Regions from separate parts of the Mus musculus genome. Here region 2 is linked to region 1. A link is a loop called in an ENCODE intact Hi-C map of the cell type or tissue named here. Cell type or tissue: left cerebral cortex. All regions are shown on one strand. Links, peaks and the distances in the headings refer to the core of each region. The heading gives the core; the rest is flanking DNA.

What was found. Hi-C counts contacts between places; a loop is a spot of excess contacts. Peaks named below come from ENCODE experiments on the same cell type or tissue, not always from the same donor. Only the 100,000 strongest peaks of a DNase experiment are listed, where the experiment ranks them.
Region 2: a loop joins it to region 1, with 4 times the contacts of the local background. A loop is called at or near these places in 4 of 42 quality-filtered maps.

Annotation. Positions count from the first base shown.
Region 1 is chr2:28,094,467-28,099,841 of GRCm38, forward strand. F730016J06Rik (a long non-coding RNA gene) reads left to right here and starts at 879. Exons shown (of 10, transcript XR_003953783.1): 1 at 879-1,071; 2 at 5,334-5,375. In left cerebral cortex, for the core only: no CTCF peak of the experiment used is centred there; DNase peaks (open chromatin) are centred at 2,688, 3,201, 4,429 and 4,899; H3K4me3 peaks cover 648 bases; H3K27ac peaks cover 1,163 bases.
Region 2 is chr2:28,165,959-28,171,333 of GRCm38, forward strand. No RefSeq gene overlaps it. Among named protein-coding and RNA genes, the nearest start is that of Olfm1, 37 kb to the right of the region's middle. In left cerebral cortex, for the core only: no CTCF peak of the experiment used is centred there; DNase peaks (open chromatin) are centred at 588, 2,607, 3,602, 4,249 and 1 more place; H3K27ac peaks cover 2,992 bases.

The DNA.
Region 1 (5,375 bases), core at 89-5,088:
TAAAGCAGAGATCAGGTCCGGCTTCAGCAAAGGGAGTGTCCCTGGACCAGTGGTGGAAGGTGTCATGCCTCCCTCCCTCTGAGATTCTCTTCTTGGCTTTCTTGAGGCCAGACCACTGTCCTGGGAGTAAGGGTAACACTGAGGGCCTGACTTGGACATGACAGCAATAGACATAGTCAAAGGGGGTCTCAGGGAGGGGCAGCCCAATGTGCTCCTGCCCCACTCTTGCTGGCAAATGCTAGGCCTAGCCAGGGAAGGACTCTCCACTCACCACACCACATGCTCCCTGGGGCCCAGAGAAAGAGGTTTCTCCTGCTCTGAGGCCCAGAGATCAACTGTCCTCTCTGTTTTCCCTCAAGCATGGAGTAAGGGGATAATCCTGAAGCTGGCAACCTGGATGCTTGCCTAAGGACGGTATTATTCACCCTTCAATTGTCACTCTTCAACCTGGGCAACAAAGCAAAGGCTGTCACCTCCAGAAACAATGCAAGGAGACCTTTGGGTGCCAGTCTGCTCCTCTGGGCTTCAGGCTCCCATTGTTAGTGGGATTATGATACTAAATCTAAGGGCATCATGTACAGGCCTGGAAAGCTGGTTCTCCCTGCTTCTAGAAGTTTCCAGATGCCTTGAACACCTTAGAGTTGATCTGGAGAAGGCAGTAGAACCTCCGCTGCCTGTTCTGAGCTTCAGCTGCCTCAGCCACAGGGGATGAAGAACACAGCATCTCTTCTCAGGCCCCATCCAGTCTTCGTTCAGTGCTGTAGATATGAATGCTTTTCCTCCTCCTGCCTCAGGGTCCCACCCCCAATCCTCACCTCCCATGCCTCTCAGTTGGAGCTCCACCATGCTATAGAGCTGCAGCCTGGAAGGTCCCTGTGTGACCCTCACCCCCAACACAGAACCAGGCACAGAGAGAAAAGTGTGCTGTTGTTCCTCTGTGCAGACTCCTCCCACAGCATCCTGTTAGGGCTGCCTGATAGACTCAGCTGACCCCACTGCCATAGCCTCTGGACCTGTGTCTGCCCAGACTTACCTCAGTGATGGAGTGTGACCTGAGAGTTCTAAGCTGAGGTAAACCCTTTCTTCACCAAATTGCTTTTGGTAATGGTGTTTTATCATAGATATAGGAACCCTAACTGGGATGGATATGGAGGTGAGTAGATAAATGGATCATGAGTGGATGTGCAAATGGATGTACAGATGGATGGATGCATGGACAAATAGACTCACTGATAGGTGGGTGGGTAGATGAATACGTGGATGGATAAGTGGATGGGTGGTTGAGTGGGTGGATAGTTGTGTAGATAAGTGGATGGACTGGTGGACAGATGGATGGGTGAGCAAGTAGACTAGTGAGTGGGTGCATGGGTGGATAGGTAGATGGATGGATGGAAGGCTGATGAAGGTTGATCTTGAGAGGTTCTCTCGGCCCTGAAAATGACTCAGGGAACCTAACGTATGGATAGGTTTTGCTTTGGTGCTAACCAAGGCTTGCCTGCATCAGTCTCCTGGTTCCAGATGAGGTTCTGTTTTGGCCACTGCCTTCACGACACCTTCCCTACGCTGGCTTGTTGGGGAGAAGCACAGACTGCATTTAGAGCCACTGTAACGAATCCTAAAGGGACCCCATGAAACTGAGGGTGGAAGGCATGGTGGGATGTGACCTGGCTGAGGTTGTGACATCTGGACTGGCTGGATCTGGAAGCCAGACTCTGAAAACATAACCCAGAACTAAGGTCCAGGGTCGGGCGACTTGGGGTTTCCTGCTTAGTTCAGTGTTGCAACTGGGTGCAGGATGCTGGCCAGGGTCATGCTCACAAGTCACGCAGAACACTGAGCACAGCACAGTTAACTCACAGCTTTCAAGGTGGTTCAGAAGAAGATTCCAAGACTAATTTCACCATCCAGAGGCCTCTCCGTCCCAGGTGAGGACCAGGAGCAGGGTAGGATATGATTCTCCATGACAGCTGGGTTCCAAACAACCGCAAGCCCTTCTTTGCCTCAGGCCAGTGGCTTCTCTCCCAGTGAACAGCCCTCCAACAGTTTGCTGCTGAGTCTATCACAGACCCAAGCAGGGTTATCTAAGCAGAGAGACTCTGTGCCCAATGGCCTTGACCTTTCTATGGTGAGAGAAAGGCCATAGAAAGGTCCCTGCTGACACTGTGCATGTGCCTCTGGGGAGGGGCAGCTAAGCAGTCAGCCACAGAGCAGACAGCTTCCTCCAGCCATACTACCAAGACTCTCTGCCATCTCCTGTGCATGGGCTTCTTTCTCTACTCAGACCCAAGTACCCCTCCCAAGCAGCCCTTCCAGGCTCCTATCCTCTGCTGGACAGTTACTGAGCAGGACGCTGGGCCTGTACATGGTCAGCAGGTCACCTTCGGAAACTTCCTGACTTCCTCCTGCATTGGGGGTGTGCATAAAGGCAAACGTAAGCACGCACTGTGTTGGGTGGAGATCAGTGATTGCTGAAAGATAAGATGGGGTAAAAACCAGAAGGAACAGAACACTCCACTGAGGTGGGGAGCAGCCAAGACAACCACTGACAGGGCAACAGCTGAGCCACAAGCCAAGCACTAGCGTATGTTCCTATCCCAGAAGCCTACTTGTTTTCATAGCAGTCTCAGCCCTGTCCTACAGAATTACAAAGCCCAGAGGGGGTGTGTGGGTGGCCAGAAAGCACACAGCAAATGGACAGGCATTGAGCCCATTTCTCCTCTCAGAGGCTTCCTGTTTCCATGCTAAGAGAAGGTCAACCAGGTGGATCTTGGCCACGTAAGGTAAACAGATGCCTACAAAAAAGATAAGAAAGAAATGTTTTGGGGTGTCCACAAGCCAGGGTGACTCTCCTTTCTTATCTGTGTCAAGACAAGAAAGAGTTTGCTTTCCAACCCCCCTGCAGTGGAATCTGTTCTTTCAATGGCCAAATATAATAAAAATACTTGACCTAGTCTTTGAAAGGCATCCAAATGCCACCTAATCTGGTGGCCAGGATGCTGAGTGCCAATTTGAATTAATGGATGGTGCCATGAATTGAAGGTGAAATGTACCCATGGGCTCATGGTTTGAACTCTGAGTCCTCAGTTGGTAGCCCTGTTTTGGGAGGAGGCGGGACCATTAGGAGGGGAGCTGGGTAGGTGGAAATGGGTTGTCAGAGGCAGATTCTTGGGAGAGTCTGGCCATCTGTGATGTGGACAGTTCTTCCACAAGCTCCCGCTGCTACGGATTGAGTCATTGCTGCCACAACGGGTGGAAACTCACTGAAACACTGAGTCAAGGACAATCCGTTGGGCTGGAGGGATGGTTCGGTGGTCAAGAGCACTGACTGCTTGCTCTTCCGGAGGTCCTGAGTTCAATTCCCAGCAACCACACAGTGGCTCACAATCATCTGTAATGGGATTCGATGCCCTCTTCTGGTGTGTCTGAAGACAGCTACAGTGTACTTAGCATATATAAATTTTTTAAAAATTGTCATCCTTCAAATGGTTTCTGTCAGGAATGAAGGTCACAGTGAGGTCAAGATAAGCATTACAAATGGCCACAAAGTGAACTCTCAACCTGTCTCCAACCCACTGAGCTCCCTCATCCAAGCACGCCAGCCCAAGGGTGCCATTCACAGATGAGAAAGCCCTTGGTTCTACCTTGATGTTTGTTGCTGTGATAAACACCGTGACCAGAACCAATGTAAGGAGCAAGGGCTTGATTTCAGCTTAAAGGCGACAGCCCATCACTGAGGACTGATGGATCGGGGCAGGAACTCCAGGCAGGAGCAGGAAGTAGAATCCATGGAGAAACAATCAAAAAAAATGTGTTTCACACAGGCACATGGGCCAATCTGACAGTCAATTTCTTGCTTGAGGTTCCCTCTTCCTGGGAGACTTGGTTTGTGTCAAGTTGACAATACAAACTAAACGGTATAGGCTTTGGCCCACACAGCTCAATGGCAAGCCCCCAGATAAGCAAGAATGGACACCCAGTGGTCATCATCTCAGAAAGGGTCAATAGAGACAGTCCCTTGTCTTACTGGCCACGGCTGGGAACAGAGGCTGACCAGCTGAAGGGGAGGGGGGTTTTAACCCGTACTCCCTGCCCACCAGTGCATCTCTGTGAGGGACCAAGGACACTTTCACTGACTTGAAGGGAATAGGCAAGTTCTTCAAGTGACAAAGAGCCACTTCTGTCCCCTTCCCTTCCCTGCCCTGCCCCCCAGCCCCCTATTGCGATCTATCTGAGGCATCTCTACTTGAATGCCTTTGTTTCTCAATCCCTGGAAGCCTTCAGCTTCTCTGTGGCTGCGGGAAACTGGGAAGCTTTGATTCGCTGAGAATCTGGGCTGTGGCTTTGGGGCTCAAAACAGGGGGGACCATTTCTCCTGGGAGGCGCGGGAGGAAAATAATTTCGGTGACTGTAGGTAATTAAGTCGCCACAGTGCTATGGAACATGCATTATATTATACGATGATTAATCCCTGGGACAGCGGGGAGATTTTTCATCTTCAAAGCTCTCCTCGGCTCCTCATTAATCATCTCAGCCCCAAGGAAAGAGAAGCTGCTTCAGTTCCTAAGAGAGGGGAAACTGAGTCAGCTGGGTTCCTCTGACTCCTCCCACACCTGGGTGGAGACAATACGCTACCAGGACCACCAAGGGCTTTCTCCCAAGTTGTTTCTCCTGGAGGCATCAGTCAGTTTCCCACCCTCACAGGGACCTGCATAAGAATCAATAAAAATGTTATTTTAAATGAAAAGAAAGCAGTCCAGCTCCGCCGGTGGGGGCTGCCAACGCCCGCCTGCCCGCCGCCCTTTCTCATCGCTTTTGTTCCCTCTGCCTGGGTACCTGCACATTTTCAGTGCGCAGCCTCTCTGGGAAAGCAAAGCCTCTCCCCGGTTTCTCAGCGAGCAGTTTAAAGGAAAGTGCTGTTTTGCTCGCAGACGCCTTCTTTTGCAATTGGGACATCGTGCTATAAATACAGCCCATCCTGCTTTGCATTCAAATTGTTGTGAAAGTTTGGGGCTGTAAATAATATGTTCTAGGTGCTTGAGACAGAATTTTTATTATTTTTTTCTCCCTGTTCCTGGAGCTAGTGATAAATTAAACATTTATTTTGCACTCCCACCATGCAATACAAAATACAGGGCTGATTGCTTCACACCTGACACCAAGCGTAAAGGTGACCCGTAGGTGAGCAGGGGGTGGGAAGCTGCCCAGAGTGGGAGAGGTTGGGGAGCAGGGGTGGAAGGAGCTGTTCTGAGTTCGGCCTTCCCCGTGATGGCGTTCTTCTCTGAATGACCTTCTGATAACAAGAAGGCTCACACCCAAATATCTGTTTCACACAGGGGAAACTGAGGCTGAGAGATGTCTGCTGCAAACACGTCTCC
Region 2 (5,375 bases), core at 273-5,272, 72 kb after region 1:
AAATTAGGCTGGCCATGTCTCTGAAGAACCCAGGGTCCTCTGCTGAGAAAGGAAATAGTAAAGACTGTGATGTTGCTTGCTAAGGACATCCACTGATCATGATCACATCCATGGCTAGGCTTTCTCATAGTGTAGAAGGACACAGACACAGACACAGACACACACACACACACACACACACACACACACACACACACACACGAGACAGACAGACAAAGAGATAGAAACCATAAGAAAATACATTATACCCTAGTGTTAACACTAGAGCAAATGGAAAGATACTGGGTTTTAATTTATTTAAATCTGTTCTTGAGTCTCCTTAAATGTCATCGTCTTTGTCCCACTGTTTGCAGCCCTCACACATTTTGTGACTAACAACACCAGCAGCTGCATAACACAGACTCAATACTCAACACAGACATAATACTCAAAGATTCTGTAAAATGGCCTTGTCTCTGCCAATTGTAAGTTGTATAAGGTCACTCAGTAGGACTACATGGTATGCTGATGCTACCTAGCAGAAGCCACAGTGAGGCCAGGGGGCAACTTCCAGCTCTACTGCCTACGGGTTCACAGGAGTCAGGGCAAGGCCAGCCTGCCATGACGGGTAATGGCTACAGCATGCTGACAGCATATCAGATAGCTCGTTGGATTTGTTTTTGGCTAGAAGAACACAGAATAGTGGAATCTGGAAGGATGGAGAGCCAGCAGTGGACTTTTCATTGTTGATTCAGAGAAGCGAGTGTTGGGCTTGCTTCTCCCTAACAGTGACGTCTGTGGAAGTGAAGGCTTTGTTCTGACTGGGGGCCAGCAGCCGAGGAAGCAGCCTAGCAGAGCACACACATGGAGCAGGAGGACTGGAGGCAGAGGCTAGCTGATGACCAAGGATGGTTGCTACTGCCAGGGTGTAGACTCGATTCACCATCTGTCATTTGTCACCTCGGGGCATCACTACAAGCTGCGGGCCCTGGACTCCCTCAACCTTGGACTCTGCCCAGCCCATAGGTAGGCTGCCCAGCATCTCCACCACCCCCAGTGGGAGCACGTGGGTTTGGTTGATCTGGACCCTGGTGGAAGGAAGAGTCAGCTCAGCTGTCCTCACTCAGATGTGGGGTAAGAGGGCCAATGGATCACAGCACAGAGAGGGGCAAGAGGCAGGGTGGGTTCTGCAGCACATACTAAGAACAGGGGTTAAAGGCCAACAGAGCTTTTGCTAGAGTGTCTTTCCATGTTGGCCACAGGGAATTCTGGGCCGAAACCCATCTTATGAACAGGGAGTGCAGGGCAGGCAGCCTGCAGGTCTGGACCCCATTTAACCCCTCTTCTGAGGGGTAGAAACTTCCCAAGGCTGCTGACCCAACCTGTGCACTAGCTATGGGTCACCCCTTAAAGTCAGCAGCCTGCATCTTTACTGCTTGTGTGCTGAATGCCTACCCAGATCAGGAATGTCCTGGGTGAGGGCAACCCAATGCAGCGGTTTAGGGTTGGAGCTGAGTTCCAGGCTAGGAAGTTAGCTATCATTAAACATCACCTGCCTGGGGTGGGAGTTATGCACTTTCCCTATCCAGTATCCTCATTGAGATCAGGATGCTATGCCCACCCGTGGCTACCTAGCCTAATTTTGGGGTTGGCAACTCTACAGAAAAACAGTAGCCCAAGTACCTGGACAAAGAACTAAGAAAGAAGGAAATGGCCATTGAACGCCGAGGGAAAGCCCACTAATTACATTAGAAGTATCAATTTGCGATGCTTTCTAGTGGTTAGAACAGCTGGTGAGATTGTTGAGGAAATGCAGACTTGACTCTTTGGAAGCTGATTCAGGGATGCCTACCAGGATAAAGATGCTGGTAACTCAAGGCTAGGCTTTTTCCATCCTGCACATGCATCTGTGTACCGAACCCAGGCTGTGCGAAGCAATACTTCCCATTGTAAGATTCTAGAAACAGTGTCTGGGATCCTCAGTAGCAAATCAGCTTGTGCAGTGGGAGGGCAGTGGTGATTTCAGAGTGAGAAAAGTCCATCCGAAATGGCAGAGAAGCAGACAGAAATGGAGGAAACAGAGTGTGCGGGGTGTATCATGCTGCGTCTGCAAAACAAACGTGCATGGTGTTATGTACATGCATAAGCGCATGTGCATATACACATGAGCATGTGTGAAGGTGTGCACATGTATCCATGCAATGTGTGTATTTTCTCATATGTAAGTGCATATATATGGGAACATGTCCCTATTAGCATGTGTTACCTATGTATGTATATAAAGATACACACCTATCAGATTAGCCATCTTTGTTAGGATTCTATTATTGTAATAAAACACTATAATCAAAACAACTTGAGGAAGAACGGGTTTATTTCAGCTTATAACCCTCAGGTTACAGTCCATTAATGAGGGAAGTCATGGCAGGAATTCAAGGAGTTCCTAGAGTCAGGAACTGAAGCAGAAGTCTTGGAGAGTGCTCCTTGCTGGCCTGCTTCTCCCAGCTTGCTCAGCCTGCTTTCCTATAGCTTCCCAGGACCACCAACCCAGGGGTGGAACCACCTACAGTAAGCTGGGCCCTCACACATCAACCATCAGTGAAGGAAAATGTACCACAGGCTTGCCAACAAGCCAATCTGGTGGGGGCATTTTCTTAGTTGAAGTTCTCGCTTCCAAAAGAAGCCTAGCATGTGTCACATTGACATAAAATTAACCAGCACACCATCTATTCATTTCTGTGTGTTCACCTACCCATTGCTCCTGCTGCCTATCCTATCCTATCCATCCATCCACCATCCATCCATCCATCTGTCCATCCATCTATCCATTATCCATCCACCCACCATCCATCCATTGGTTCTTCAATGGGTCCATTCATCTATTCATTCATTTACCTGCTCATCTATCCATATGTGCATCCATTCATCAGCCAATCCATCTATCCATTCATTATTCACCCACCCATCTACCCAGCCACCTGTTCATCTACACATCTATGCATCCATCCATTAACCTTCCTGTCCACCTATTTATAAATCCACCCACCAATCAACCAGCCCATCCCCCTGGTGCAGTGGGTCCCACACAAGGCCTAGAATGCTAGTTCAGCTGCAGAAGCTTAGCTGGGAGTGAGATGATCTCCCAAGTGCTCCCTACCAGGCAGGCTTGGTGACTGGTGGACATCTCAGAGAAATGGGCCATGGCTGTTATGCAGAATGAAGTCTCTTGCCCAACCACCAGCGCTTCCCTCTCAATCCTCTTACATCCTCTACCCCCAGGCTGATGTAGTCATCCAGCTAGAAGTGGATACCTGGATTTCCCTGGTGAGTGGCTGAGCTGACTGGGCCTGCAGCCAAAGTCAAAGGGGCAGAGGAATCAGGGTGAGCAAACCCTGAAAGCAGATGAAAGTCACGACAGACCAGAGAAAATGATTCTGCCCTGGCATCCTAGATCCACGTAGGGCTACTTGGGTGGTGCATATAACAGAAGGGCTCACATGCAGCAGGGCAGCACAGACACCTGCCGTGTAGACACGTTTGTAAGGGGGGGGGCTGCTTGTGAACGCAGCTGCCCACACGCCAGCTTGCGATGCAGGGCTGCCTTCATTCTCTCTGCATAACACTCAGCCTACACTCTCTCAGCACGACTCCCGCCCAGCAAAGCTCTGAGAAATCAATGTCAGCAGCAACTGAGTCCACCGTTTTTTCCATTTCGCCCCCTCTCTTCGCACTCCTAAATTTGCCTGCATGGGTAATTAAAGGATTATTTTCATCTGATGTTTGGAGAATCCAGGCTGTTGGCATTGGGGGTGCTTAGAGTAAGGAAGGGGTATGAAATTATTGACCCCTGAGTATGCAAGGTACCTGCATCTTCCCAGGGCACCCGGACTGGGTACAAGCCAGAGGAAGGGGGGGGGGTCTACTGAGGAATACTACATCTTGCTTCAACAATGGGAAATAGCAACTACCCCTGCTGAGAGCATCAAGGGGGTCTCTCTCTCTCTCTCTCTCTCTCTCTCTCTCTCTCTCTCTCTCTCTCTCTCTCTCTCTCTCTCTCTGACAAGATGTAGGACACAATGGAAGCCAAGCACTGCTGTTCCCTGGATAGGTACACCAATAACTTACAGACGTAACCCTAGGGATTCTTGTCTGCACCCAGCCTGGCCAGGGCAGCACGAGGCAGGGCAGGGCTAGCCATCTGCAACTGAGCCTGGCTCAGCTGGGAACTGGGTAGATTCCTGGAGCGGGTGCTAACACCGTTCACATTCTCATTTCCAGGAATAAAATCAGTTCTACCCAAAACCTCATTCCCTCAGCCTCTCCAGAGCAGATGGGCTAGACCAAAGTAATCATGGACACTCTGATTTTCCTCAGTCATCGATCACCCCGTGCCGCCCGCCATCACTGCCCATTCCTATTTCTGGCTCCCCAGCAAGGATGGCCAGAAACCAAGAGCCTCATAGGGTGCAGTAGCCATGAGGGCCTTTGCTCAGACCCCACAAGGCACCCTTCATCCAGCAAGATTAGTTTTCAAGCCAAAGTTGAGAGGCCTCCATCCCTGAAAGAGAGCTGGGTCTTCTGAGCTTGAGACAGCCTGACTACTAGACACAGGTAGATGAGGTGAATCTTTGAAGAGAACATGAGGCATATATCAGCATGATAGGCAGACATCATGGGGAAGGCGGGAGTTGCCGGTTAAAGAGGGGCCAGAAGGACCAGGCTGACTTCAGTGATCCAGGAGAGAGCATCTGACACTCTTTCTCAGTCTCAGTCACAGGGCTACCCTGAATGACAAGGACAACATATGCTCAACCCCCGGTCCTCACCCGTCACCACCTGCAGCTTCCAAGAAAGCTTGCTCATCATCGAGGCTCCTGTCTACTGATTTGTATTTGTTCCACCAGCAGCTGCTGGCACCTGTTCCAGATGTAGGAGCAGGTAAGGCGCTGGGCACACACTGAGCCAGTCGGAAATGATACACAAGGCAAAGCTGAGGGCATCTTGCCTTCCAGGCCTCTCTCTCCCAGGTCCTCCATTCTCACTCATTCTGGATGGCAGCAAAGCTAGACAGAGCCATGCAGATGTCCCCAACTAATGTCCTGTGAGTGACAGCTCTGCTTCTGCACAGACCCTTGCCCTGCAGGCTTCACATTCTTCCCTCGGGCTCAAGAATGAGACGGGGATGCTGTCAGGGATGGCTCTGTCAGTGTTTGCCATGTAAGCATAAGGAACAGGGTCCAACTCCCCAGCACCCATGTGAAGACGTGGTGGCACACACCTGTGATCCCAGAACCATAATGGGGTGGGGGTGCATTTGAAGATAGGCAGATCCCCAGAGTTACTGTTCAGCCGACCAGTGAATAGGTAAGCTCTGGGCTCTGTGAAAGACCCTGTGT